Regions from separate parts of the Mus musculus genome. Here region 1 is linked to region 2. A link is a contact called in ENCODE Hi-C or POLR2A ChIA-PET data. All regions are on one chromosome and are shown on one strand. The core of a region is the stretch at or near the end of the contact, and the rest is flanking DNA. Distances in the headings are between cores, read along the strand shown. Region 1 holds the start of Rabgap1 (RAB GTPase activating protein 1). Region 2 holds the start of Pdcl (phosducin-like).

What was found. A loop is a pair of places that touch in the nucleus more often than their neighbours do. ChIA-PET counts read pairs that join two places held with the same protein, here RNA polymerase II (POLR2A).
Region 1: a map of T-helper 17 cell shows a loop between it and region 2 (2.9-fold over the local background). The contact joins the promoter of Rabgap1 here to the promoter of Pdcl in region 2. A Hi-C loop is called at or near these places in 1 of 37 maps with a recorded cell type or tissue (T-helper 17 cell). POLR2A ChIA-PET finds 5 or more read pairs at or near these places in 4 of 5 experiments (Patski and embryonic stem cell).

Annotation. Positions count from the first base shown.
Region 1 is chr2:37,441,266-37,444,732 of GRCm38, forward strand. It overlaps Rabgap1 (RAB GTPase activating protein 1), which reads left to right and starts at 2,020. Exons shown (of 26, transcript NM_146121.2): 1 at 2,020-2,191. Zbtb26 (zinc finger and BTB domain containing 26) reads right to left here and starts at 1,907. Exons shown (of 2, transcript NM_199025.3): 1 at 1,422-1,907.
Region 2 is chr2:37,358,079-37,361,057 of GRCm38, forward strand. It overlaps Pdcl (phosducin-like), which reads right to left and starts at 1,254. Exons shown (of 4, transcript NM_026176.3): 1 at 1,065-1,254.

The sequences.
Region 1 (3,467 bases), core at 770-3,269, 84 kb after region 2:
GTGCACCACTCGCATGCCTGGCGCATGGAGGCCAGAAGGTAGGAGATCCCCTGGAACTGGAATTATGATAATTCTGAGACACCGTGTGAGCTCTGAGAACGGAACCCACATCTTCTGCAAGAGCTGTATCTACTGACTATCGTTCCAGCCTATTAGTTAATTTTCAAATGAACTTAGAATGGTGCCTGCTATGTGCTCTTTAAACATGTTCAGTAAATAAACAAATCTTTCACGTTTCTCCAATGGAATATCAAACCAGTTGAGGCCTCTGATATTTTATATTTCATTACCTCATCTACTAAAATTGCTTCTTACCCATCCTGTTAACAAAAAAGATCCAAGGGATTCTCTTCAAAATCCTCTTCTGATATTTGGGTCACCCTAGTTGCTTCAACCCTGTGTTCTTTTCTCCCTTTTACTGTTGGCTCCAATTGGAGTTCCTGCTTCATTAGCGTAGCCATTGTCCTCCCAGTAACCTTCTTTCTCAGTGCACCCTCTAGGATGCCAGATCTTCTTATGGTCTACATGCTATGACGCTGAGGCTCATCTCCATATCTGTGTCCCCAGCTCCTACACTGGGCAGCTGTATGTCACTATCCCTTTAGACATAAATTCAAACTCAAAAACTGAATTTGTAATTCTTTGTGGTTTTATTTCTGATTATGGCATTGCTATTCTTCAAATGTCAACTGCTTAAATTCTAAGACTTACTTTTTCTTCTCTTTCAGCGTATAATTATCTATGACACATTAGCACTTGCCTCCTTTCTTGTAACAATACCGTAACTCTACTTTAGATTTTAATGCATCTCACCAGGACGTCATCACCTTTTCAAAATAATCTCAAATATAAGTACCTAGACTTTAGCTAAGAGAACCCAGAGTCAGCTATTTCTATTCTACAGGCTTCCCAGAGAACAAAATTACTTTCTGTAGTACAAATCTGACCATATCAGTTTCCTGCTCAAAGAGCTTCAAAAAGATAATTCATCTCATTTAGTGTTGGTTAAACTTTTCACTATTTGGATTTCACTTTACTTCTCCAACTCAAACTCTTATGTACACAACCTCCCTGTCCCTATTCCTTTTTCTCATAGTCTGTAACGTCTCAGTACCACTACAACTTTTCTTTTTTTGGAAAAAGTAATTTCACGAGTTCTCTTTATCAAGAAGTAGGATTTAGAGGCCACTCTCTTCTACAGGCTTCCCAGCAACTGTCCTTAGAGCAGTTGATTAAAGTAACATATTGCATACCCTCCACCCTCTTACGAACATCAATTTGCTTATAAATGTCGCTTCCAAACTGGAGATGAACACTGGATATTTGATGAACCTCTATTGAATGGCATAACACCAGTAATTCAAAAGGTGCTGTAATCCGCGGTTGAGCAAGGGTAAAACCCATCAAAACCTGGCACTTACAGTAGACTCGCGGTTGGCACTGAAGGCCTTGCCTTGGCTAGCTCCCGCCGTTCAGTTTTCTGCCGGCCTCAACTGCAGCACTTTTTACAAAATGCCAGAGTCTGGCTTCCTGGCCAGCTACAGGGCCCTATATAGAGGGTCTCAGGAAGCGGTCCCTGGGGCATCCTGAGATTCCCCACTGCAGATTCGGGAAGGGGAAGAAAGTGGGATGCAGCATGGGCCAGTCCAATGGCTCAAAAGTCTGGGGGCCTAGACCAGCTCCTTGGCTCCCATCCCAGGGCAGGTTGCGGCCGATCCAGGTCCCCACGGGGGCTCCATTTCCAGAGACCCCGCACCCTAGCCCGGCTCTCGGGTGGCCTCCGAACTTACAGACCCGGGGGGAAGGTCGCCATCTACATCTGGCAAAACCAGGAGCTGCGGCCCCTCGGGGCTCCGGGAAGGGGGAGGGGCAGGCAACCTGAGCCAAAGGGGGACCCAACGGAACCGGAAGGGCAGCCCTGGCCGGACAAAGACAACTTCCAGGTCCCATGGTCATCTCCGCCAATCGGAATGCTCGGAGGACGACGGGCCCCTGAGAGGGACTTTCCGCGTTGTGGGCGGGGCGAGGCCAGGGAATCGGGCTGCGGAGGGTCGGCTTCGTGAGCTCTGCTGCTTGTGGTTCTTCGGTAGAAGGCGGGCCCGAGCTCTCTTCTTCGCGGCTGCAGTCACGAAGTGCTCCCGCTGACCGTTGCCTGCATGGGCCTGAGCAGCCTGTCTGCGAACAAGCCGTGGTAAGTCCCTCCCGCCCAGGGATGTGGACTCGCTGCGTGGGAGCCTGGAATGCAGAAAGCTGTTGTTGGGTCCCGTCCCTTGTGGATACTGGTGTTTCTTAGGAAATCTTCCTTTTATGTTCCCAGGTCAATCTCTTGCCTTCCTTATCTTTGGTTACCCTAGCCGTTCACAAATCTGTGGTTAACCTGAATACCTCTCTTGAGCACTGGAGCCAGCCACTTAGACCGATTTCCTGTTGTCCAGTGTTTAGTGTGCCTTTTTCGTAACAAGTTCATGCCCAGGCCTACCTAGCTATAGTTCTTGTTTGGTGAAACAATCATACAGGGCCTCTTCCCAAAGAGAAAATCTGGAAATCATTCTGAATTCCCTTTACTTTGCCCATCCACTTAGTTATTGCTTTCTCTACATTTGTTTTATTTACCGTTTGGTGGTGTTATTATAGGAAACAGAAATAATTATCAATTTAATCTTTTTCCAAGCTTAAAGCTAAGTGGCTTTGTACAATGTTGTATAACCACTGCTAGCTATTCCCGCATTAACTCCTTGTATTATTTTGTGGATATCCATTTTCCGTAATATCTGTTGAAAAGGTGAACTTTTTGCCCATTGAGTGGACTTTTTGGAAATCAGTTCGCTTTATGAGAGTTTCTTATTGGGCTGTCTAGAGTACGGTGGTCTATGTTTATTCTTGTGCTAGTACCATACTGCTTTAATAATCGTAACTTTGCAGGCAGTTTGGCATTTACTGTGAGTGCTCCATCTTTATTCAAGACTGTTTTGGTTCTTCGAGATGTTTTTCACTTCCATCTGAATTTAGTATCAGGAACTGGACCTAGGACTTTTCATGATACGCAAATACTGTATTACTGAGCTACATCTTCAGCCATACTTTTGTATTGATTTGAGGATTGACTACCATTTCTTGGGAAACGGCTTTTGGAACGTTTTTTTTTTTTTTCCGTTTTTGTAAATCTGTAGGTTGCTTTGAATAGTATTATTATTATTATTATTATTTTATGTCTTCTTGCCCATAAACACAAGGTGCCTCTTCAGGCCTTTTATATAAATTATTTTCAGAAATGTCTTCTTAGTTTTCTGCATTCTTGGTTCATTCACACATTTTTATCAGGGTCTGCCTCAATTTTCATAGTGCTTATTGCTAGTGTCTAAAAAATACATTTAAAAAAAGCACTGCTTTTAGCCGGGCATGGTGGTGCACGCCTTTAATCCCAGCACTCGGGAGACAGAGGCAGGTGGATTTCTGAGTTCGAAGCC
Region 2 (2,979 bases), core at 4-2,503:
GATTTCTGAGTTCGAGGCCAGCCTGGTCTACAGAGTGAGTTCCAGGACAGCCAGGGATACACAGAGAAACCCTGTCTCAAAAAAAAAAAAAAAAAAAAAAAAAAAAATTAATTAATTAATTAAAATAAATTAAAAAAAGACTCCGGCAGGAATGACTAGTCAAAAACAAAAACAAACAAACAAAAACGTCCTTCCTCTAAGCATACCAAATATCAACACTGCGCTGCCTTCAGAAGAGACTTAACATATGGTATTTACTCTATTACAATTTACCTCTCTCCCACACAGCAGATTCCAGTCAGGACAGAGCACTGTGCACGCTGAACAGCAACCAAGAGGAAAGTGCCAGCACCAGGGGAAGGAAGAAAACTTTTACAATTTCCTTGTCTGGGATGTGCCAGAGGGCCACAACTCGGTCCGATGAGTGAAAAACGGGGCCAGAAGAGGAGGAGTGTACTGAGGAGACTGGGCTGCTGAGAGGTGAGAACACTGGCAGACAGAAGTGGCATGCACCCGCAGTGCAGAAAGTAAACCTCAAGTGGGGATAGTAAACTTGAAGAGGTGGAGGATCATGAAGAGGGTGGAGCTAAGGAGAGGCACAGAAAAGGAGGAGCAGTGATATGGGCAGGGCCAGTGAAAGGCTTCCAAGAGAGGCAGTTAAGAGTGTTAAGAGAAAGTAGGACAGTGAAGAAGACAGGGCTGCACAAGTGGAACACAGAAGGGCGGGGCTAAGCTTCCAGGAAGGCGGAGCTTATGGGACAAAAGGGCAGGGACAGGATGTTAAGTAAAGCAGAGCTGTAAGGACGGAGTGGAGAAGGCGGAGCCATAAGGAAGGTGGGGCTGAGGAGGCGGAGTAGCGAGGAGGACAGGGCAGGGGAGGGCACAGTGAAGAGGGCGGTACTGAGGAGGGACGCTCCGAGTCTCCAAAGGAATTTGAGAAGTACAGAGGAATTGGGATCCAGGAGCCGGGAAGCAAAGTAGTTCGCCCAAGGCGCGTAAACTCCTGCCCCACCCATGTCTAGGCCCGCCGCTTCCTCCTTGCCGACGCCTGCGCAGTTAGTTACCTCGCCTCGCTCAGTCTGCTCCTTCTAGACTAGCAGCTCCTGTCACCAACAAAGGACGCTCGCCTAGAGAAAGAGAAGTGGCCGAAAGCCTTGAGCGACAGAGAAAAAGCTGCCGTGGACTCTGCGGACCAATCACACGGCCTTCCGGCGTCGCGGCGGACGCACGCTACCCAATCACAAGAAGCTTATCTCGGCGTCTGAGGAGGAGCTACGGGTCTTAGCTTAGGACAAAACTCGTAGATGTGTATTTCTAGTTAAATATGAAATTTTTATTAACTTACGTTCCAAGTTTCGAGACAAATTACAAAGGAATATTAAGGCGAAAAATAACTCGAAAACATTAACTTCTTCAAGAATAAGTAACTCAAAGAACAGAAGTTGTATGACAACCTGAATTGGATTGCTGGACTGGAAACGAGCATGGACAACTGAAGAAATTTGAATAACTCTTATCAACTAATGTTAGTCAAATAGTTGACTCTGTAGTTTACAGAGTTTACAACAGTTATGTATAATGATTACCTTTGAAAATTCTAGATTAAAAAAAAAGTCAAGGAAACTACCCTATGTTTGAAAACTTTTGTTAAACCTCAAATGATTTCAAACTGCTTAGTTGGCGTGTCTTGTACACAACTGTGAGATTGCAAATTAAACCGTGTGCTAATTAAAACATATCAAATTTGCTCGATTTGTATAAAATGCAGCGTTTAAGATAGGGCTCTTAATTTGAAAAGGGGGTTTCTTGATTCCTGTTTCTAGGACCACCTAGATGTTACTGCAAATTTGTCTATGTTCACATTTTAGAATTTCATCTTCTTGCCCCAACTGGGTGGTGGGGGTGATGGAGTGGGAGAGCTGGATGAGCCATCAGACCTGACTAAGCTTCCAACGTCCACCCATTTGGCCCAGGATTGGGCTAGTATTTGGGCTAGACTCAGAAATGCAAGGTACCTCCCCATGCCATCCCACCCCCACTGCTACCCCTGCCATGCAAGTTCTGTGCAGGGATAACATACTGTGGCCCCCAGGTTGAAGGGTGCCCAGTGCCCCCAAGTTAACCTGGAGACCTAACCTGAGGGCTAGGCAAGAGCTGGAGTGGAGAAAAACTCAAATGGGACCTGGGGCTTTTCCTGGACCGTCTCTTTGGAAAGATGTCAACTGAAAGGAAATAAAACTGTAATTCATGTAATGTATGTTAAATAGCCCAAAGAGTTGTTTCTGAGCTTTGAAACCTGGGGCTGAGAACATAGCAGAACAGACCAGGACATGCCCGGGCAAGCCCATCGCCTCCCTAGCTCCCACCCCTCTGACCTAAGTTAAATGTTACAGGCTGCTGATGTTTAAATGGACCAATCATGTGAAACCGCGCCAATTCCTCCCCCAGCCCCACTCCTTTTCTATAAAAACCCCTAGCTTCCAAGCCTCGTGGTCGAATCCACTGTCTCCTGTTATGTGAGATACGTTTCGACCCGGAGCTCCGCCATTAAAAACCTCTTGTTGTTACATCAAGGTGTTGTGTTCTATTCGTGATTCTTGGGTGCACGCCGAATCGGGAGCTGAGTGGGGGTTTCCCCACTGAGTTCTTTCATCAACCAAGAAGACCATCTGCTGCTCTGAGGACCTTGAGCTTAGTTTCAAGAACATGTGTAAGCTGCAGTCTCTGTTGTAGAAGTGTGTGGAGGAGGTGGAGGACGAGAGGGGCTGGAGAGATGGCTCAGCATTTTAGTACTATAATGCTCTTCCAGAGGACCTGGGTTCCGTGCCCTGGTGCAGGCCCACAGGAGAAAGCAAATGAGTAGCCAATGAATGGGTTAGCCTGACCCCAGCACTTAGCAAGCCTACTTTTCACTGCTGCTTTTGTCTTACTACCCAGATCATACTCTTAATAATTAACTTGTCAAAGTTACAGGGGTTG